Regions from separate parts of the Homo sapiens genome. Here region 1 is linked to region 2. The links are chromatin loops, found by intact Hi-C in ENCODE. Cell type or tissue: K562. All regions are shown on one strand. Each heading gives the region's core, and the rest is flanking DNA. Links, peaks and the distances in the headings are about the cores only. Region 1 overlaps UBR2 (ubiquitin protein ligase E3 component n-recognin 2). Region 2 overlaps UBR2 (ubiquitin protein ligase E3 component n-recognin 2).

Region 1 (11,680 bases), core at 1,124-9,123, 56 kb before region 2:
TTAAAAAGGCTGCTAGGAAGGGAGTGACCCGTGAATAAAAGTCAGCAATCTGAATGCTACGAACAAAATTTGGGATTGGGGGCACTGTGGAGCTGTTGGTCAGTGAGTAGTTATTTTGCGTGAATTGGTGAGGACATTAAGTCCGGGTAGAAAGAAATGTCAGGAGTAGAGGTGAAGACTTTAAAGAAATACGTTGTTAAATGCTGAATCTTTGCTTGTTTGGGTGTGTTTTGTTGTTGTTTGTTTTTGTTTTTGAGACGGAGTTTCGCTTTCGATGCCCAGGCTGGAGTGCAGTGGCGCGATCTCAGCTCACCGCAACCTCAGTCTCCCGGGTTCAAGCGATTCTGCTGCCTCAGCCCCTCGAGTAGCTGGGATTACAGGCATGCACCACCACGCCCGGCTAATTTTGTATTTTTAGTAGAGTTGGGGTTTCTCCATGTTGGTCAGGGTGGTCTCAAACTCCCGACCTCAGGTGATCCACCTGTTTGGGCCTCCCAAAGTGCTGGGATTACAGGCGTGAGCCACTGCGCCCTGCCTTGGTGTGTTTTTTTAAACCTACTTACTTGTTTAGCCTAGGTCTGTTTTCATTTACTTTCTACTTAATGTTGTACAACTCAAGGAATTTCTGCCTTTCGTTTATCGGAGATTTGAAAAAAGAAAATGAAAGTAGTGTTACAAGTAAACTGTTAAATAATAATGACAGCTGTTTGCTCTCCATGCCTCTTCTAATTGATATCTGTTGCTTACCTCAAAGTACTGTTTTGATTTTTTTTCTCTCACTGAATTTTGTGTCTTGGTCCAGTGATACAGGGTACAAATTCCGTTATCCCATTCTAAAAGTGCAAACTATCAAGTGATTAGAGGTTCTCCAATTTGTAGAGGCTCCTGAGGAAACTGGTTATAAAAGTAGTGCGGGAGGCCAGTGCTCCTAGTTCTTGTTCAGTGAAATTCTCAAGCAGATGCAGTAAGGAAAAATCAAGGAAAATGCAACAAAAAATTATTAATTTGGACTTCATTTGAGTTTGTGAAGATCATAATCTGAGCTACATTTTACCCTGTTTACTTTTTTTGTTTGTTTTTTTGAGACAGTCTTGCTCTGTCGCCAGGCTGGAGTGCAATGGCGCAATCTTGGCTTACTGCAACCTCCGCCTCCGGGGTTCAAGTGATTCTCCTGCCTCAGCCTCCCGAATTACAGCTGGGATTACAGGCGTACGCCACCACGCCTGACTAATTTTTGTATTTTTAGTAGACACAGGGTTTCACCACATTGGCCAGGATGGTCTCGAACTCCTGACCTCAGGTTATCCGTCCGCCTTGGCCTCCCAAAGTCCTGGGATTACAGGCGTGAGCCACCGCACACAGCCTACCCTGTTTACTTTTAAATGCCTTTCTGAACAATAAGTTTTTTTTTTTCTTTTTTTGGTAAGAGATGGGGTCTTGCACTGTTGCCCAGACTAGAGTATAGTGACATTATCATAGCTCACTGCAGCCTTGACCTCCTAGGCTCAAGAGATCCTCCTACCTCAAAAACCAATATTAAAATATAAAATTCCTTCAACTATATAACCTTAATCTTGCCTTACTTTGTGAGGACTTTACTGTCTGTATTAAGTTAAAACACCTAACATTTAAAACTGTTTTTTTCAGCTTAGGCTTCAGCTTTTTTATCACACATTTAAATTAATAAAGTTTTTTCTTAGGTTGAAAGCACATTTTAGGGAAGAGAAACAAGTAGAGAAAACAGTGATTGTAGGCTTTAGACCTCTGTCATTGGTAATTTGTTAGGATCACTTCCATTTAAAAATCACCTAATGAGCACTAGTGTCAACCTTTCCACATTTCATTTACACACCGCTTTTCTTATTCCTGTTATAAGGAGGAAGAACTTTTTGTGATCCCATCCATTCCAGCTAGTATGCCTCACAAAGAAAAGTATCTAAGCTGACTCTTTAATATTTGTAAGTTTAGGATATTACAGTGGCCCTCTCTTCTCATTCTTCTCTTTTCTTGTTAGAATTGACTCCATAAGTATGACTTTCCCAACACTTCTTGGCTCTGTTTACTTTCTATACTACATATGGTTATAGTATGTTCCAGTGAGTGATTACGGTTTTAAAAGTAAACATGCCGGGTGTGGTGGCTCTTGCCTGTAATCCCAGCACTTTGGGAGGCCAAGGAGGGCAGATCACAAGGTCAAGAGATAGAGACCATCCTGGCCAACATGGTGAAACCCTGTCTCTACTAAAAATACAAAAATTAACCGGGCATGGTGGTGCACCCCTGTAATCCCAGCTATTCGGGAGGCTGAGGCAGGAGAGTTGCTTGAACCCAGGAGGCTGGGGTTGCAGTGAGCCGAGATCGCGCCACTGCACTCCAGCCTGGGTGACAGAGCGGGACCCCATCTTTTTCCCTGAATATAAAAGAAATACAGGTTGGGAGCACTGGCTCATGCCAGTAATCCCAGCTATTTGGGAGGCTGAGGTGGGAGGACTGCTTAAGTCTAAGAGTTTGAGACCAGCCTGGGCAACATTAGCTATACCCTGTCTCTACTAAAAAAAAATAAAATAAAATAAATAAGCTGGGTGTGGTGGCATGAACTTGCAGTCCTAGCTACTCAGAAGGCTAAGCAGGGAGGATCGCTTGAGCCCAGGTGTTAGAAGTTACAGTGAGCTATGATCATGCCACTGTACTCCATCTTGGGTGATACAGTGAGACCCTGTCTTCAAAAAAAATTTTGTTTTAATAAATAATGAATTTGTTAAGTTTTATGTAGAGTTTTAGGTCTGTATTGGTTATCTTTTTGCTGTACATTTTTTAAACCGTTTTATTGAGATATAACTCACATACTGTACAGTTAAATTCAGTGGTTTTTAGTATATTCAGATTCATGCAATCATCACTATGATCAATTTTGGGACATTTTTATCACCCCAAAAAAGAAATCCTGTACCTATTGGCAGTCACTTCCCTTTCACACCTAAACTCCTGAGGTCTAATCAACTACTAATTTTTGTCTGTGTAGATTTGCCTATTCTGGATATTTCGTATAAATGGAATTCAACATATTGTCATTTGTGGCTGACTTCTTTCTCTTAGATAATGTTTTAAATATTTATCCATGTTGGGCCAGGCGCGGTGGCTCACACCTGTAATTCCAGCACTTTGGGAGGCCAAGGCAGGTAGATCACAAGGTCAGGAGATCGAGACCATCCTGGCTAACACGGTGAAACTCCGTCTCTACTAAAAAATACAAAAAATTAGCCGGGCGTGGTGGCAGGCGCCTGTGGTCCCAGCTACTTGGGAGGCTGAGGCAGGAGAATGGCATGAACCCGGGAGGCGGAGCTTGCAGTGAGTCAAGATCGCGCCACTGCACTCCAGCCTGGGCAACAGAGCGAGACTCTGTCTCAAAAAAAAAATAATAAAAATAAAATATTTATCCATGTTGTACCATGTACAGGTTGAGTATTGTTACGCTTGCCACCAGAAGTGTTTTGGATTTTGGATTTTTTTGGATTTTAAAATATTTGCAGTTATACCAGTTGAGCATCCTTAATCCAAAATCCAAATGTTCCAATGAGCACTTCTTTGAGCATCGTGTGGGCATGCAAAGTTTCAGATTTTGGATCATTTTGGATTTCACGTTTTCAAATTAGGGATGCTCAACCTGTGTCAGTAATTCTTTCTTTTTTATTGCCAAATGACATTCCTTTGTATAGATAAACCATATATTATTTATCTGTTCATCAGTTGGTGAATATTTGGGTTGTTTCTACTTTTTGGGTATTATGAATCATGTTGCTGTGAACATTTTTTACAAATTTTTGTGGGGACATATGCTTTTGTTTCTCTTGGGTATATACATACCTAGAAGTGAAATTGGTGGGTCATATGTTAACTATTTTGAAGAACTGCCAGATTTTTCCAAAGCAGTTGCATTGTTTTACATTCCCACCAGTAGTGCATGAGAGTTCCAATTTCTCCAGATCCTTGCCAACACTTGTTTTTGCCTGTGTTTTGATTACAGCCATTCTTTTGGGTGTTATGCCTTCTCATTGTGGTTTTGATTTGCATTTCCCTCATGAGTCATGTTGGAACATCTTTTTATGAGCTTATTGGCCATTTTTATGTCTTCTTTGCCTATTTTCAATTAGTCTTTTGACCTATTAAATTTCTATATTTTATTTGTAAATATTCTCCTTAATTTGTAGAGCTCTTAATATAATTTGTTTAAAATTTTTCTCAATATATTCCCTAAAACTCCCACTTAAACACTATTGTTTTTATGGTTATGAGCACTAGTTGTTTTATGATTAACTTACATGTTGCTTATCCTTGTTTGAAAGCAAAACCAAAAGTAGTTAAAGGATACAATTTTAATTGGGTATAGAATAATAGAGACTGTAATAAAAGGCTAACTAACCTCTAGGGATTCTTTCATTTTTCATTTCATTTTTATTTTATTGTACTTGCTTTCTATCCCAAGGCTTAAATTTAGTATTTAATAGAGGGAAAGCTCCTGGAAACATTGTCATAACATGTTTACTTTAGAGGAATGAGTTGACAGTTTCTTTACTTCCCTTAAGAGGGACTTGTAGTAAGATAGTGAATGCTTATTACTCTCTTATGCCACATGGGTGTGACAGCTACAAGTGTCTGAAATAAAGACAAAAGGCCAACCAAACTGGAAATCTTAATTTTTCATGTTGAAGAAACAGTTGCAGTTAGCATATGTTAGAACTAATATGAAAAGCTATAGATTTTATTCTTTGGGGAAATGTGTGAGCTACTTCTGAAAGACAGTCATAAATTTTTCTTGCTTTTTATATTAAGTATGTATGTTTAATCAGCTTAAAGTGCCTGTAATAGAGCCCAAATCTTTTAGGTGATTGTGATTTTTTCATATAATGGTAGTAAAGTTTTTGGTTTTGAGACGGAGTCTCACTCTGTCCTCCAGGCTGGAGTACAGTGGCGTGATCTAGGCTCACTGCAACCTCCACCTCCTGAGGTCAAGCGATTCTTTTGCCTCAGCCTCCCAAGTAGCTGGGATTACAGGCGTGCACCACCACTCCTGGCTAATTTTTGTATTTTTAGTAGAGATGGGGTTTCACCATGTTGGCCATGGTGGTCTCGAACTCCTGGCCTCAAGTGATCTGCCCACCTTGGCCTCCCAAAGTGCTGGGATTATAGGCGTGAGCCACTGTGCCCAGGAGTAGTAAAGATTTGAAAAATGGGGAGCATATGCATGCCTTTCTTGGACCAGACTTTTAAGTCTTGTTATTTATAATAATATGTAATAAAGAGTGAAATACTTGCTTGTTTTACTAATAATATTTTTATGTAAAGTGGCTAGTTTTTTTTTTGTTGTTTGTTTGTTTTTTGAGACAGGATCTCACTCTGTCACCCAGGCTGAAGTGCAGTGGCGTGATCATGCCTCACTGAAGCCTCAACCTCCGGGGCTCAGGTGATCCTCCCACCTCAGCCTCCTGAGTAGCTGGGACTACAGGCATGCACCACCATGCCCAGCTAATCTTCTTTTATTTTTAGAAGAGACAGGGTTTTGCCATATTGCCCAAGCTAGACTCGAACCTCTGAACTCAAATGAGCCACCCGCCTTGGCCTCCCAAGTGCTGGGATTACAGGCATGAGCCAAAGAGCCTGGCCGATTTTTTTTTTTTTTCTTAACCAGAAGCTGATACTAGCGTCTGAATTTTTGTTGAAGAAATCTATGAACAAATTTGCTCTCGTTACAGTTACTAGACTGCATAATTTTTTTTTAGAAAGCATCCATGCTAGCCTGTAGTCCCAGCTACTTGGGAGGCTGAGGCAGGAGAATGGCGTGAACCTGGGAGGCGGAGCTTTCAGTGAGCCGAGATCGCGCCACTGCACTCCAGCCTGGGTGACAGAGCAAGACTCCGTCTCAAAAAAAAAAAAAAAAAAAAAAAAGCATCCCTTCTAAAGTAACCTTTCATTCTTGTATTAAAATTTTGCAACAGTGAAGTTTTACAGGAATGGGAACATAAAATATAAGGAAAAAAACTGGTTTTTAAATAAAATCTTTCAATATGTTGTAAAAAAAAGTCCGAAGCACTTAACTTTCTAGGATCATGGAGGTGAATTATTTTGGTCTTATTGCTTAATTTTTCTTTCATAAAGAGTAAATTGAATCCTAGCACCTTTGGGAGGCCGAGGTGGGCAGATCACCTGATGTCAGGAGTTTGAGACAAGCCTGGTCAACATAGTGAAACCTTGTCTCTACTAAAAATACAAAAATTAGCCGCGTGTGGTGGTGCACACCTGTAACCCCAGCTACTCAGGAGGCTGAGGCAGGAGAATCACTTGAACCTGGGAGGCAGAGGTTGCAGTGAGCCGAGATCGTACCACTGCACTCCAGCCTGGGCGACAGCACGAGACTCAAAAAAAAAAAAAAAAAAAAGCGCTTAGGATCATTTGACTACCTTCATTCTTGTTTTGGTTTGCTGACAATGGGTGAAAAATGAGACATTTACCTTTGAATGAGGCCAAAACGAGGTCTTTTAGCTCAAAGAATAAGATTCTAGTATGCTTGTTGAGGACTCTTTTTCTTTTTTTAAAACTTGTCCTCTTTATAATTACTGAGCTTAAAGGATGTGTATGTATATATAAAATTTTGATTGAGTCACTCTGAAGGGAGAGAATACTTAAAGCCTGTAGGATTGTCTCCTAAGAAATGATGCTGCTGCTGCTGTTTTATTTTTATTTTTATTTTTTTTTCCCTAACCACTTGGCCACCAGGGAAGAAATGCTGTTGTTTTGAAAGTAATTTAGTCTCTTTCCTACTTGCATAATGTAAACACAACAATGTTAGTAATATTTGGAAAATAGTTTAGTTTCACTTTAAGCATGAAAACTCTTTCACCGTTTTTGGTTATAAGCTTCTATCCAGTCCCTTAACTTATGAACAAAATTTTTACATTTTTAGTAAAAGTTCTCTGAAAACAGAAATTGACTAGAAAGTTAATATACATCACCTCATGCATATTTAAAATCTCTCTGTATGTTGTTTTTAGAAGGAGTGGTCTGAAGAATATACAAGTAATAGCTAAAATGAAGACCTTATGTTGACTTCTTATGATGTTACATATCACTTGAACATACTTTTTTTTTTTTTTTAAATAAAAATGTAACTGGAATTAGGTAGTAATCCATAGGTAAACATTGGAGGTTTTTTTTAATTTCAGCTTTTACTTTAGATTTAAGGAATACATGTGCAGGTTTGTTACATGAGTATATTGCACCTGGGTAGTGAGCATAGTACCCAATAGGTAGTTTTTCAACTCACTTCCCCTTCCTCTTTCCCTCCATCTGTGGGTTTTGTTCACGGTTCAGTTAACTGCATTCTAGCAGAAGTGAGTCTTTTTTTTTTTTTGTCCTTTGAGACAGACTCTTGCTCTGTCGCCCAGGCTGGATCTTGGCTCACTACAACCTCTGCCTCCTGGGTTTAAGCGATTTCTCCTGCCTCAGCCTCTTGAGTAACTGTGATTACAGGCATGCGCCACCACATCCAGCTAATTTTTATATTTTTAGTAGAGAAGAGACTTCACCATGTTGGCCAGGCTGGTCTTGAACTCCTGACCTCAGGTGATCTGCTTGGCCTGGCCTCCCAAAGTGCTGGGAAGCTTTTCAGATTTTTCGGTGTGGATACCCAGGTTGAGCTGGAAATGGAGAAAATAACAGATTTTGGTGGAGCATGGAGGGGAGATCATGCATTCAGTTATTGAGTTGGTACCTATGAGATCTAAGTAGAATCATGCTTTAAAATTTGTTTTTAGTGGGGAGAGCAAACGGAAAAGGCCTTATAGAGAGAGAGAAGTTGATCAGAGAAAGAAGGCATAATTGGTACAACAGTCTCTTGTGGACTGACTTATTCAATAAGAGACTGGTATATAAACTTGCTTATCAATCATTAAGAAATGTGTATTGGCTGTTCATGTTCACCGTACATATTGGCTGTTCATATTCACCGTACACTCTTCCTATGGACAAACTGACGTGAGAATTGATATCACAATGAGAATAACATTTGAGCAAAGCATTAGGAAGGACATTAGGTGAGCTCAATGGTTCATATCTTATATAATGATTTCTTGTAATTATTTTCTGGTACTGCCTAGAGAAGATTGCTTCAAGAGTCATTTTGCAGGGAAGGAGGGAGGCTTGTTTCATTTTAATTTTACTTACACTTAAAAGTAGGATTTAAACATACTTGGCATTTTAATAGATTAAATTTCTAACGTACGGTGGTGAGTGTTGTAAACAAAATATTTTAATATGCTTTTGTCATTATTTTTGTACCTAAAAGAAAGTAGGGTGAATTTGTTCAAATTAGTTTGTTGGTGTTTAAAACCATTTCTTCTCTTTTCTTCTTTTAAAGAAATGGCTGCAAGCAACTGACCTCACTAGAGAAGTGTACCAGCATTTAGCCCACTATGTACCCAAAATCTACTGCAGGGGTCCCAACCCTTTTCCACAGAAAGAAGACATGCTGGCACAGCATGTTTTGTTGGGACCAATGGAATGGTACCTTTGTGGTGAAGATCCTGCATTTGGATTTCCAAAACTTGAGCAAGCAAACAAACCTTCTCATCTTTGTGGTCGTGTTTTTAAAGTAGGAGAGCCTACATATTCTTGCAGGTAAAATATTTTAATTTTCTTTCTAGGAGGCTCTTGTTTTATTTGACCTCTTTTTTTCCCTGGAACTTTTGAGTTTTTGTTTAAAAATTATGAAATACCATATCTGCTTAAAAATCTGTATTACAAATACATGCTATTTAATAAATAATTAAAGCAAACATTTTTGTAATTATTCTTGATCAAAAAAAATTGTCACCAGCATTCTTGAAGCCCACTGTGTGCTTTCTTCCTTCCCCCATAATTAACTGACATCTTGACTCTTGCAATAATCACTTTCTTGCTTTTCTTGATATTTTTTAGTTACAGTAATTCTGATGTTCAAATTGCCATAGATTTGGCTAGTGAGAGCCCCGTCACACCATCTTGTCTTTTTCACATGCCTTCATTAGTTTGTGGGTGCTTCTTTCCTTTCTGGCACAAGATGCCCCAGCTCACTTTGTACTTGCTCTGACCCGTATGTACAATCAGCTATTTCTTTAAAGATTTTTCTTTCATTTGGGAATGGTAGTTAGAAACCAAGATCTGGGTGCTGTATGCATTTACTGCTGTTAGGAAGACTTTTCTTTTTTAAATTTCTTGGTGAAAATTGAGTATACAAGGGTAGAAGATGGAGAATAAAGTGCCTTGTCCCCTTTTTGACTGTCCAATTTTCCAGAATTAATCATTGTTAACATTTTCCCATATATCATTTCAGAAATTTTCCTTTTTTTTTTTTTTTCTGAGATGGAGTCTTGCCCTGTCACCCAGGCTGGAGTGCAGTGGCGCGATCTCGGCTCACTGCAACCTCCACCTGCCAGGTTCAAGTGATCCTTCTGCCTCAGCCTCCCAACTGGCTGGGATTACAGGCTTAGCCCATGACCATGCCCAGTTAATTTTTGTATTTTTAATAGAGACGGGGTTTCACCATGTTGGCCAGGCTGGTCTCAAACTCCTGACCTCAGATGATCCACCTGCCTTGGCCTCCCAAAGTGCTGGATTACAGGCATGAGCCACTGTACCCGGCCTCTTTCAGAAATTTTCTTTGTGTATATAGGCCAAGATATATGGCAATTTTAAACCTACATACATAAATACAGATGGGAATATGTTACATATACTGAGCTAAATTTTCTTTTCTGTATTTAACCATAGCTTAACATCTTTCCGTATCAGCTTATGTAGCTAGATAATATTCTTTTGTGTAGATGTGTTGTCAGAGACATTATTTAACTTTTTCCTTTAAACTTTTTCCTGTAAAACTGAAATTTAATAAGCTAATTTTGGTGAAAGCCTCTGGTTATCTATGGTAGTTTTCTTTATTAGCTTATTTAGAATATCAATAGAGAACAGTATATATATTGAAAAACTATTAGACCTAGTTTTTTGTTTGCTATTACAGAAACTACTTTGAATATTCTGTTGATGTTTGGAGCAGTAGACCTAGTTGAACCTCATAATTTATGGATAGGAAATTGAGACCCCATTGTTCAGTAATGTTCTTTGTATTAATAGGATCTAGTTCCAAATTATTTGTATATCTTGTCTTTTAATCTTCAATCTGGAATGTTTCCTCAATTTTTCTGTGACTTTCATGATCTTGACACTTTTGAAGATTACAGACCAGTTATTTTGTCAATGTCCCCTCAATTTGGGTTTGTCTGGTTTTCGTAATTAGATTCAAGTTGCATCTGTGACAGGAGTGCCACAGAAATCATGTGTTTTAACCCTGTCAGGTGGTATGTATGATTTTGATTAGTTCTACAACTGGTGATATTGATCACTTGATTAAAGGGATGTCTGCAAGACTTCTCCACTGTAATGTTACTCTTTTCCCCTATGTGATCAATAAGTGTGTTGTTGGGAAGTACTTTGAGACTATTAAGTATCCTCTTCATTATCAAACTTTCAATTTATTTATTTATATCAGTATTTGTGGGGTCTCATTATTATGCTCAAATTGTCCTAGATTTGGTCAATAGGAGCCCCTTCAAGCTATCTTTGTTCTTTTTCATATCTCTATCATCCTTTGAGCTCTTTTTCTTTTCCTTTCCTTTTCCCTTCTGTTTTTTCTTTTCTTCCTGGTACAACAAGATGTCCCAGGCAATCTTGAGCTTTCTCCTGCCCCAACCCTGAAATCAACCATTTTGCCAAGGATCCTGGTTCTTTTTAGTGGAAAATGGTGTTTACAAATAAGATGGTATGTGTGCATGTTGCTGTTGGTGTTATAACTCTCAGGCTGTCTCAATGGAGCTTTATTTTATACCTATCTGTATAAATGTATTGAAATAGATATTGGAAACCATGCATCTGTAGTGATCTCTTCTGTTCCCATCTAAGGTTCTTTCTAGTTTTCTTCCTTTGCATATTTTTAATTTCCTTCTCTGACAAGAGAAAACCTGATTCTCATTTTCCTCAAAATATTTGCTTATTTAATTATTCCCCTGTATGCAGCCATTCTGCTGCTGCTGCTGCCCAACTCTCTGCATAATTGCCCCCCTTTACCCCATTTGGATTTTGTGTTCAGTACTGGGTCACAGTGGCCTTTCCCTCTTTTTTTTTTTTTTTTTTTTTTTTTGAGATGGAGTCTCACCCCGTAGCCCAGGCTGGATTGTAGTGGCATAATCTCGGCTCACTGCAACTTCTGCCTCCCGGATTCAAGTGATTCTCCTGCCTCTGCCTCCCGAGTAGATGGGACTACAGGCGCACACTGGCTAATCTGTGTATTTTTAGTAGGGATGGGGTTTCACCACATTGGCCAGGCTTGTCTCAAATTCCTGACCTCAAGTGATCCACCTGCCTCAGCCTCTCAAAGTGCTGGGATTAAAGGCCTGAGCCACCGTGCCCGGCCTCCCTCCTGTTTTGTTAGGGCAGATCCAAAGTAAGCCTTGTTCTAGGATGTATAGTTTTTCTTATTTGTGGGGGTCCCACAAATAACAGAGACACTCTGATCACATAAGTAATGCCAGGGATTTAAAGGTTACCTCCCTGGAAACCAGATCAAAGACCAGCCAGGTTCTTTATTAGATTGTTG
Region 2 (11,680 bases), core at 1,405-9,404:
TTTATTCCTCAGAGTGCCTTGGCCATTCTTTTTTTGTTTGTTTGTTTTTTTGAGATGGAGTTTCATTGTTGTTGCCCAGGCTGGAGTGCAATGGTGTGATCTCGGCTCACTGCAACCTCCGCCTCCCGGGTTCAAGCAATTCTCCTGCCTCAGCCTCCCAAGTAGCTGGGATTATAGGCATGCGCCACCACACCTGGCTAATTTTGTATTTTTAGTAGAGATGGGGTTTTGCCATGTTGGTCAGGCTGGTCTTGAACTCCTGACCTCAGGTGATCCATCCCCCTCAGCTCCCAAAGTGCTGAGATTACAGGCGTGAGCCACCGCGCCAGGCCAGCCTTGGCCATTCTTAATCCTTTGTATTTCTGTATGAATTTAGATTCAGCATATCAGCTTCCATACACACGAAGAAGCCTTCATATATTTTGATTGAGATTGAAATTAATCTCTCCTTCAGTTTAGGAAGAATTGGTATCTTTACAATATTGAGTCTTCTGCCCTGTGAACTTGATGTATTCCTTCATTCATTTAGTTTTTTAAAAAAATTTCTTTCAATACTTTATAGTTGTCATTATAGAGGGCTTCCCACTCTTCTTTTTTTTCTTTTTGAGATGGAGTCTTGCTCTGTCACCCAGGCTAGAGCACAGTGGCACAATCTTGGCTCACTGCAACCTCTGCCTCCCAGGTTCAAGCAATTCTCCTGTCTTAGCCTCCCGAGTAGCTGGGATTACAGACACCTGCTGCCACCACGCCTGGCTAATTTTTGTATTTTTAGTAGAGACAGGGTTTCACCATATTGGTCAGGCTGGTGTCGAACTCCTGACCTCAGGTGATCCACCCATCTCAGCGTCCCAAAGTGCTGGGATTACAGGCGTGAGCCACTGCGCCTGGCCCCCATTCTTCTTTTGTTAGATTTATTTCTAGGTGTTTGGTTTGGTTTTGGGGGGAGGGGAGACATTGTTTTTGGGTTTTTTGGTGGGTTTTTTTTTTTTTTGAGACAGAACCTCACTCTGTTCCCCACGCTGGAGTGCAGTGGTGCAATCTCAGTTCACTGCAGCCTCCGCCTCCTAGGTTAAAGTGATTCTTCTGCCTCAGCCTCCCAAGTAGCTGGGATTACAGGTGCGTGCCACCACACCTGGCTAGTTTTTTTGTACTTTTCATAGAGATGGTGTTTCACCATGTTAGCCAGACTGGTCTCAAACTCCTGACCTCAGGTTATCTGCCCACCTCGGCCTCCCAAAGTGCTGGGATTACAAGCCTGAGCCACCGCACCTGGCCTGTTTTTGGCTTTTGATTCTATGGGAAATTTTTTTTAACTTTACTTTGTATTTGCTTATAGAAATACATTCATTTGTGTATATCAGCCATGTATCCAGCCACTTTTTCCACATTCATTTATTCTAATGGTTTATAGATTTTTTTTTTTTTTAAGATGGGGTCTGTGATGCTCAGGCCAGTCTCAAACTCCTGGGCTCAAGCTATCATCCTGCCTCAGCCTCCCAAAGTACTGGGATTACAGGCATGAGCCACTGTGCCCAGCCAGTTTGCAGATTCTTTTGGATTTTTCTGTGTACATAATCATATCACTTGTCATTCATGAATAACAGCAGTTTTAGTTCTTATTTTGAATATTTATATATTTTATTTCATTTTCTTTATTATACTGGCTGGGACCTCAACTACAGTGTTAAATACAAGTGGTAGATAAAAGCAGAAATCTTTGTCTCATATCTGATCTCAGGGGGAAAACTTTTAATATTTTACCGTAAAGTATGATGTTTTGCTTTGGAGTTTTGTTTGCTTGGTTTTTGTTTGATTGTTTATAGATACTCTTTTATCAGATTAGAGAAATTTTCTCTATTCCTAGTTTGCTCTAAGATGGTAGTGTTGTTTAAGAGAGGGAGCCTTGTGATGTTGCCCAGCCTGCCCTCAAATTCCTGGGCTCAAGCAATCCTCCCATCTCAGTCTCCCGAGTACCTGGGACTATAGGCATGCACCACTGAGCCCAACTTGGTTTTTGTTTGTTTGGTTTTGGGTTTTTTTTGAGACGGAGCCTCACTCTGTCGCGCAGGCTGGAGTGCAGTGGTGTGATCTCAGCTCACTACAACCTCCGCCTTCCGGGTTCAAGCGATTCTTCTGCCTCAGCCTCCTGAGTAGCTGGGATTACAGGTGCACACCACCACGCCCAGCTAATTTTTATATTTTTAGTAGAGACGGGGTTTCACCACGTTGGTCAGGCTGGTCTTGAACTCCTGACCTCGTGATCCACCCTCCTCAGCCTCCCCAAGTGCTGGGATTACAGGCGTGAGCCACTGCACCCGGCTGGTTTTTGTTTATGTTAAATCATGAATATGTGTTTAATTTTCATGAATTTCAGGAGAGGCATTGGATGGTATGATCAAGTGGTTTTTTTCTCCCTTTGTCTGTTAATAAGGTTATTTAATTTTTTTTCAAATGTTTTATTACTTTTGCTTTAAGGAAATAAACCAAACTTGGTTGTGGTATATTATCCTTTTTCTATATTGCTTGATTCTATTTGTGCACCCTTATTTGTGAGAGAGATTAAGTGATAATTTTCTTTCCTTGTTATAGCCTTTTGGGGTTTTGGTATTAAGATTAAAGAGGACTCATTAATTACATTGGCAAGTATATTCTGTTTTCTGGAAAATTTTATGTAAGATAGGTATTGCTCTTTTTTTGTTTGTTTGTTTTGTTTTGTTTTGTTTGTTTTTTGAGACCAATTCTCACTCTAGCACCCAGGCCAGAGTGCAGTGGTGCGATCTCAGCTCACTGCAGCCTCAACCTCCTGTGTGCAAGTGATCCACCTCAGCCTCCCAAGTAGCTGGGAGTACAGGCATGCACTACCACACTTGGCTAATTTTTTTTTTTTTTTTAGTGTTTGTTGAGTTGGTGGGGGGGGTGTTGCTTTGTTGCCCAGGCTAGTCTTGAACTCCTGACCTCAAGTGATCCTTCCACCTCGGCCTACCAAAGTGTTGGGATTACAGGTGTGAACCACTTACTCCTTATTGCTTTTGTAATTGCCCAACAGATTCTTTCTGCCCACTGTACAGATAAAATCAATTCACTGAGACCACGGCATTGCAGTACAGAAAGAGTTAAATTGACAGGAGGCTGGCCACACAACATGGGAGACAGAGTTTTTACTCAAAATCTCCCCCTGAAGGCTTGGAGGTTAGGGGTTTTCAAGTATAATTTGGTGAGCAGAAAACTAGGGAGTAGGTGATGCTGATTGGTTGAGGAGAGCATCATTAGGGTGTGTGCTGAGTCCACTTGTGGCTGAGGGTCAAAGGACTGGTTGAATTATGGATCACAAGTAATGCAAAGTCTGAAAAGGCATCTCAAAAAGGCCACTCTTAGGTTCTACAATAGTGTTGTTATCTATAGGAGTAATTGTGGAAGTTACAAATCTTGTGATTGCTGGTTATCATTTAACTTACATCTTAGCATAATTCAGGCCCCTTTCATCATCTTAACCTTGTGGACTTTCATTAGTTTTATAAAGGCAGTTTCCTTTTGGAAAGGGCTATTATCTTCCTTGCTTTAAGGTTAAACTACAAATTAAATTTCTCCCAAAGTTAGTTTGGCCTACACCCCAGAATGACCAAGGACAGCTTGGAGGTTAGAAGCAAGATGGAGTCAATTATATCAGATTTCTCTTATTGTCATAATTTTGCAAAGGCACTTTACTCACTTAAATATTTGGAAGAATTCTCCAGTGTAACCATTTGGGCCTCAAGATTTCTTTCTGGAAATGATTTTATAGCCAGTTAAAATTTTTAATAGGACTATTCAGATTTCCTGTTTCTTGTTTCCCTTCTAATAACATGTTTTTTCTTGGGACTTTGCTAATTTCATTTAAATTTCCAATTACATTGATTTAAATGACACCTAATATTTGTCTTATTTTCTATTTAATACATTTCAGATCTATAGGTTTTGTAGTATTTTTTGTAATCCTTTTTTAAATTTAAATTTTTCTGTTTTTCTTACCAGTCTTTCTAAGGATGTATACTCTTTTTTTAGGACAGGGTCTCACTTTGTCACCCAAGCTGGAGTGCAGTGGCATGATTTCAGCTCACTGCAATCTCTACCTCCCAGGTTCAAGCAATTCTGGTGTCTCAGTCTCCCAAGTAGCTGGGACTACAGGCATGCACCACCACACTCGGCTAATTTTTGTATTTTCAGTAGAGATGGAGTTTTGCCATCTTGGCCAGGCTGGTCTCAAGCTCCTGGCCTCATGTGATCTGCCTACCTCAACCTCCCAAAGTGCTGGATTACAGACATGAGCCACCATGCCCAGCCTAGAGATGTATGTGTTTATTAGTTTTTTCAAAGAACCAACCTTTAGTTGCGTTGATTTATTTTTCCCCCCTTTTTTTTTTTTTGAGGCGGAGTCTCGCTCTGTCGCCCAGGTTGGAGTGCAGTGGTGCGATCTCGGCTCACTGCATGCTCCGCCTCCCGGGTTCACGCCATTCTCCTGCCTCAGCCTCCCAAGTAGCTGGGACTACAGGCACCCGCCACCATGCCTGGCTATTTTTTTTGTATTTTTAGTAGAGCCGGGGTTTCACCATGTTAGCCAGGATGGTCTCGATCTCCTGACCTCGTGATCTGCCTGCCTCAGCCTCCCAAAGTGCTGGGATTACAGGCGTGAGCCACCGTGAGCTGCCTTATTTTTCCCCTTTTATACATTTGCTTTGTTTTATTCTTTCCTTTTTTGTGTTTTCTTTAGATTTTGCCATTCTTGCGTAGTTTCTTTTCTTTCGTGACCACCAATGTAATTTCTTTATAGATTATTAGATCATTTACTTTCAGCCTTCTTTTCTGATGATTTAAGGCTTAGGTTTCCATCTAAGCATAATTTTAACTGCATGTCACAGTCTTGTTTGTGGCAAATGAGGGTTGTTTAGAAAGGTTTGTTTTGCAAGTTCAAATGAACTTAGGTAATAAAGGATGCCCCTTGCCTTCCTGGAAAGTGAGAGGACACTTTACAGAAGGGAAATGTATGCTCTCTTTTTACGGCTTCTCTTGTGTCTGCTGTCCTCAGTTGCCTTCGCTCAAAATAATCCTTATGCCAAAGTGGCATATTTTGGGGTGGCATATTCGAGTTCTCTTCAGCTGATAGAGTGAGGTGGATCACTTTAGTCCAGTCAAGGATTTAAGTGTCTCCATGTTGTTTTGACAAGACTCAGTCTTACTTCTGCTTCATCCCCACCCCTGACACATAACTCCCTAGGGGTTCTCAATCGAGAGCCTGGAGTTCTTCCCTAGAATTCGAGTTTGTTCACTCTATAGGAACTTGTACACTAATCTTGCTTCCTTATATAACTTTAGAATTTTGTAAATGTCTTTAAGGAAAAACTGGAAGAACGTTGAACTCAGTTCCCCCTGCTCTTTTTCTTACTGGGATTCTGGCCTCTCCAACACCCTGGGACTGCTATAGTCTCAGCAAGTTTTTCTCCCTAATAATAGCAGTTCTGTACATATTTTGTAACCACACAATGGGTTACCTTGCTCGCTGCCCAGATAGAGCCGATTTATGAAGACGAGGGAATTGCAATAGAGAAAGAGTTTAGTACACAGAGAGCTGGCCAAGTGGGAGACCAAAGCTTTATTATTACTCAAATCAGCCACCCCAACAATTTAGAGCCTAGGTTTGGAGGGCAGGGGGCTAGGAAATAGGGGATGCTGATTGGTTGGGTCCAGGGTGGAATCACAGGGAGTTGAAACTGTCCACTTGTGCTGAGTCAGTTCCTAGGTGGGGGCCATAAGACCAGATAAGCCAGTTTACCAGTCTGGGTGTCTCCAGCAGGTCCTTCAGTATGCAGGGTCTGAAAAATACCTCAAACACCAATCTTAGGTTTTACAATAGTAATGTTATCTGTAGGAGCAAGTGGGGGAGGTTAGTGATATTGTGGCCTCTGGCTACATGACTTCTGAGCCATAATTTCTAATCTAGTGGCTAATTTGTTGGTTTTACAAACGCAGTCTGGTTCCCAAGCAAGGAGGGAGTTTGTTTCAGGGAGAGTCTATTACCGTCTTTGTTTGTTTTTTTGGTTTGTTTTGTTTTTTGAGTCAGGGTCTCGCTCTGTTGCCCAGGCTAGAGTGCAGTGGTGCAATCGTGGCCCACTGCAGCCTCGACCACCCAAATTCAAGCCAACCTCCTGCCTCAGTTTCCTGAGTAGCTGGGACTACAAGTGTGCGCCACTACACACCTGGCTAAGTTTTTTTTTTTATCTCTTATTTTTAGTAGAGACAATGTCTTGCTATGTTGCCTGGGCTGGTCTTGAACTCCTGGGCTCAAATGATCCTCCCACCCCAGCCTCCCAAAGTACTAGCATTACAGGCATGAGCCACCACACCCAGCCTTTGTTTTAAAGTCTTTAAAGTCTTTGTTTTAAAGTTAAACTGTAAACCACATTCCTCCCAAAGTTAGTTTGGCCTGCACCCAGGAATGAATAAGGGCAGTTTTGGAGATTAAAGGCAAGATGAAGTCAATTAGGTCAGATCTCTTTCGTTGTCATAATTTTCTCACTGTTAACAGTTTTTGCAAAGGTAGCTTTGTTTTTTTCTTGGGATCTTAAATCCCCTCTTACCCCACTCCCAGAATAGACAAATGCTGAGGGAAAAGCAGCTGCAGAATGCTGGCTCACCTCCTTGTGCAGTTCCCTTTCTCCCTGGTTTTATCTCCTGGAGTCCTTGTCTCAGCAGCTCTCTAGTGATTTCAAACTTTTTTTTACTTTTATTAAGCGTTTCTAGTTGTTCTTGTTGGAAATGTTGGTCATCCTCAAGCTACTTCATCATGACTGAAAGAATACTTTTATAGTTCTTTAAAAAAAAAACAAAACTCTGTTAATAATTATTATGCACATCCCTGGTTAAAAATAACTTGCCCTAGATATTAGTGGAATGTTTTACAGCAGTGGTACCTTTTGAATCACAATTACCTTACAATTAACACAGTCTTCATTTTTAGTTTGGTCAAGACCCAGTACTGGCCAGGCACAGTGGCTCATGCCTGTAATCCCAGCACTTTGGGAGGCAAAGGTGGGAGGATCACTTGAGGTCAGGAGTTCGAGACCAGCCTGGCCAACATGGTGAAACCCCGTCTCTTCTAAAAATACAAAAAATTAGCTGGGCATGGTGGCAGGTGCTGGTAATCCTAGCTACTCAGGTGGCTGAGAGAGGAGAATTGCTTGAACCTGTGAGGTGGAGGTTGCAGTGAGCCAAGATCATGCCACTGCACTCTAGCCTGAGCGACAGAGTGAGGCTCTGACTCAAAAAAAAAAAAAAAAAAAAATAGTGCTTATAATTCAAGTGATTAGAGTATGATAGTTGTTCTAATTTATTAAATATGTGTTCAGTCAGCATTATCCCTGTATGCTATGGCATGTTTAGTTTAAAAGTATAAGCATAGATGATTATTATTATTCAGTTGTATTTTTCAGAGTCTTACGGGAGAATTTGGCCCATTTTGAATATGCTGTTAAATAGGTAATGAGCCTTGCAATGCAAAATTGAATATGAATCATATAAAATGAATAAAAACTGTAATATAATCAGGGGTTTTTTTGTTTTTGTTTTTGTTTTGAGATAGAGTTTCGCTCTTGTCATCCACGCTGGAGTGCAGTGGCATGATCTGGGCTCACTGCAACCTCCGCCTCCTGGGTTCAAGCAGTTCTCCAGCCTCAGCTTCCCTAGTAGCTGGGATTATAGGTGCCCGCCACCATGCCCGGGTAATTTTTTAATTTTTAGTAGAGAGGGGGTTTCGCCATGTTGGCCAGACAGGTCTGGAACTCCTGACCTCAAGTGATCCGCCCACCTCAGCCTCCCAAAGTGCTCAGATTACAGGCGTGAGCCACTGTGCCCGGCTGATAGTGGTAATGCTTTTTAAAGCAAAGTGAATTGTAGGCATAAAAATTAAGAAAGGCCAGGCACAGTGGCGCACACCTGTAATCCCAGCACTTTGGGAGGCCGAGGCAGGCAGATCACTTGAGGTCAAGACTTCAAGATCAGCCTAGACAACTTGGTGAAACCCTGTCTCTACTAAATATAGGTAAAAAATTAGCCAAGCGTGGTGGCACACACCTGTAATCCTAGCTACTTAGGAGGCTGAGGTGGGAGGATTACTTGAACCCTGGAGGAGGAGATTGCAGTGAGCCAAGATTATGCCACTGCACTCCAGCCTGGGTGACAAAGCAAAACTCTGTCTCAAAAAAATATATATAATTTTTTAGGGTAAGTGTTAAGTACAAGAAATATATACCAAGACTAAATACCAAATAATGTCTGGTATTTAATGTTGAAAATTACTTTGAAAGGTTAGCAACAATTTCTTAGCATAAGGTGATAAAGCTGAGAACCTAAGGTCTTTTATTTTTCTTTTCTGTTTGTAACTTTGAAATATGTGCTTCTTTTGTTATCTTTTAGAAGTAGAAATGCCTGAATAACTCCCCTGGTTTTTGTTTTGGTTTTGGTTTTTGGGGTTTTCGTTTGTTTTTACGAGTCAAGGCCTTGCTGTGTTGCCCAGGCTGGCCTCGAAATCCTGAGCTCAAGCAGTCCTCAACCTCAGCCTCACAAGTAGCTGGAACTATAGACAGGAGCCACTGTGGCCAGCTACTTCCTGTTTTAATGGGACATTAGTAATGAACCATCGTAGTAGTAGTAGCAGTAGTAGTAGTAGCAGTAGCAGTAGTAGTAGTAGTAGTAGTAGTAGTAATGAACCACTCTATTATTATTTACTTTTTTTTTTTTTTTAATTGAGAGAGTCTTGCTCTGTCGCCTAGGCTGGAGTGCAATGGCATGATCTCGGTTCACTGCAACCTCTGCCTCCTGAGTTCAAGCGGTTCTCCTGTCTCAGCCTCCCGAGTAGCTGGGATTACAGGAGCCCACCACCACGCCCAGCTAATTTTTGTGTTTTTTAGTAGAGATATGGTTTCACCATGTTGGCCAAGCTAGTCTCGAACTCCTGACCTTAGGTGATCCACCCACCTCGGCCTCCCTTGCTGGGATAACAGGCATAAGCCACTGCACCCAGCCTATTTTTTTTTTTTGATACCCCTAAAGACAATTAGAATCTAATCCAAAATTGTGCAGTATGTGAACCATCTCTGTTAACATTCACCTGAAACTAAAAATGCTAGTAAGTGCCTTGGTTTGGTGGGGGTTTACATTCTAACAATATCGTCTCTCCACCAAACTTCCTCTTACTGCCTGCTTTAAGTCCTGAAGTTTTCAAACTCAGTTTTATATTTACAGATTTTCTACTTATCTGCTGACTTTAGAATTTAACATCTATATTAGAATACAGTTTTAATATATTCTTAGACTTCTGTCTTCTGCATTTTTGTTTCTGCTTATTTGGGGTTTTTTTGTTTTTTGTTTTTAAGACAGGGTCTCACTCTGTCGCCCAGGCTGGAGTGGCGTGATCATGGCTCACTGCAGCCTTGACCTCCCAGGCTCAGGTGATTTTCCCACCTCAGCCTCCCAGGTAGCTGGGAATACAGGTACATGCCACCACACCCAGCTAATTGTTTTATTTTTTATAGAGACAGGGTTTCACTGTGTTGCCCAGGCTGGTCTCGAACTGGGCTCAAATAATCCGCCTGCCTCAGCCTCCCAAAGTGCTGGCGTTACAGACGTGAGCTACTGCACCTGGCCTTGTTCTACGTTTTGATGAAACTTTTTCTGTTGCTAATTACCTAATCTTGACTTATGCGAGGCCTGTTTAAGTTGTCACCCAGCATCAATAACACTCTAGAATCCTAGGAGAGATTAGCTGTTGAGGCTGGAAAATGTCAGGGTGAGGATCCATGATCTTTTGTATCAGAGTGCAAAATGAAGTATTCAAAGTAACATTAGACTTTCTGACTCTATTAGGGCAGAGATTAACACCATCAAAATGGCAAAGAGCAAAATGTTTGAAGTTATATTGTGTTATGGAGGGCATGAGAGGGCATGGCCCACATTGTAGGTAGAAAGAGAAATTGTTGAGCCTCTTTGTGGAAACAATTTGGTGATATCATTAAAATTTATTATGTGCATACTCTTTAACCGATTACTTCCACTTTTAGGAAATTACTCTATAAATATTCCTACAACTATACACAGTGGATATTTGTTGCAACATCTTTTTTAATAGCATAAAACTGGAAACAACCCAAATGTCTGACCAGTAAAAGCTTGGCTAAATAAAATCTGATACAAAAGTAGACCTGGTTAAAAAGAATGACGAGCATTTGTATGAACTGATATGGGACATTGTCCCATATCAAGTAAAAAAATGTACAAAACAATATAATATGCTATCTTTTGTAGGAAAAAGATAGATATACATACTTGTGTATACTTAATACACACTTTATGTATTTATACATTTTATATATGTGTGTGTATTATGTAGTATATACTCTGATTTTATATATATATATATATATATATATATATAAATACAGGTTCTGTAATTATATATATATAAAATACACATACATATACCATCTCTGCAAGAATATGCAAGGAACTACGATTAACAAGATTTGCCTTTAGAAAGAAGACCTCAGGAGCTAGGAGACTCCCTGTTGCATTTAGTATGATTTACATGTATTTGCTTATTTAAAAAAAAAAAAAATATATATATATATATATATATGTACACACATGCACACACACACAAACAAAAAATAAATCTCAACTAAGGAAATAAAGAGAAAATATTGTTTCATACTGAGTTCTAGAGAATCTGTGTCGTAAACCTCTGGATCCTAGAATAACTATACCATACCATTATAGGTGTCTAAATGTCTCAGTTAAGGAAAATTTGCAGCCTGATTCAGAGCCCCCACCCTGAATTTATCTTTGAGTAATGAGCCTTGGAACTGTCTTCTAACATTCTGGCATCTTTCTGGCATCTGGTATAATTGTTGCTTCATACACATGGCAATTGGAGTAAGTAATTGTTATTTAGAAATACACAGTAATGCATTTATGATATATAGTTGTGTTGAAAAAGGTTTAAACTGAAGGAGCTAAACAATGTTGGTGACTTTTTTTTTAGTCTTCCTAGTACATAGTTTTTGATTACCATGCACTCTGATAAACTTTGTTTTTAGGCTCGAATGCTCATCACAGAAGAAAACTTAATGAGCATTATCATTAAGACTTTTATGGATCATTTGAGACATCGAGATGCCCAGGGCAGATTTCAGTTTGAACGATACACTGCTTTACAAGCCTTCAAATTTAGGAGAGTACAGAGCCTTATTTTAGATCTCAAGTAAGTTTTCATTTAATTATTAAACCAGTTGCAATTTATAGAAAGTCAATGTTTATGTTAATTGCCACTGTCACTTTTATCTTGTTCAGGTATGTGTTAATTAGCAAACCAACTGAATGGTCAGATGAGCTGAGGCAGAAGTTCCTAGAAGGGTTTGATGCCTTTTTGGAATTACTAAAATGTATGCAGGTATGTAAAAACTGTTACACTTTTCTTTTTCCTTTTTTTTTTTTCTCTTTTCTCTTTTTTTTTTTTTTTTTAATTTTTCTTTTTCTTTTTAAGAGATGGGGGTCTCACTGTGTTGCCCAGGGTGGAGTGTAGTGGCTAGTCATAGACACAACCATAGTGTACTATACCTTTGAACTCCTGGTCTCTGGCAGTTCTCCTGCCTCA

Evidence for each region. Hi-C counts contacts between places; a loop is a spot of excess contacts. Peaks named below come from ENCODE experiments on the same cell type or tissue, not always from the same donor. Only the 100,000 strongest peaks of a DNase experiment are listed, where the experiment ranks them.
Region 1: a loop joins it to region 2, with 5 times the contacts of the local background. A loop is called at or near these places in 4 of 110 quality-filtered maps.

The regions. Positions count from the first base shown.
Region 1 is chr6:42,565,324-42,577,003 of GRCh38, forward strand. UBR2 (ubiquitin protein ligase E3 component n-recognin 2) reads left to right here. Exons shown (of 47, transcript NM_001363705.2): 2 at 8,411-8,670. Among named protein-coding and RNA genes, the nearest start is that of UBR2, 7.1 kb to the left of the region's middle. RefSeq lists a silencer at 1-99 and enhancers at 7,437-7,496, 7,587-7,636. In K562, for the core only: a CTCF peak has its summit at 4,627; a DNase peak (open chromatin) is centred at 4,598.
Region 2 is chr6:42,621,429-42,633,108 of GRCh38, forward strand. It overlaps UBR2 (ubiquitin protein ligase E3 component n-recognin 2), which reads left to right. Exons shown (of 47, transcript NM_001363705.2): 12 at 11,124-11,287; 13 at 11,377-11,476. Among named protein-coding and RNA genes, the nearest start is that of UBR2, 63 kb to the left of the region's middle. RefSeq lists an enhancer at 8,427-8,516. In K562, for the core only: no CTCF peak of the experiment used is centred there; a DNase peak (open chromatin) is centred at 5,753.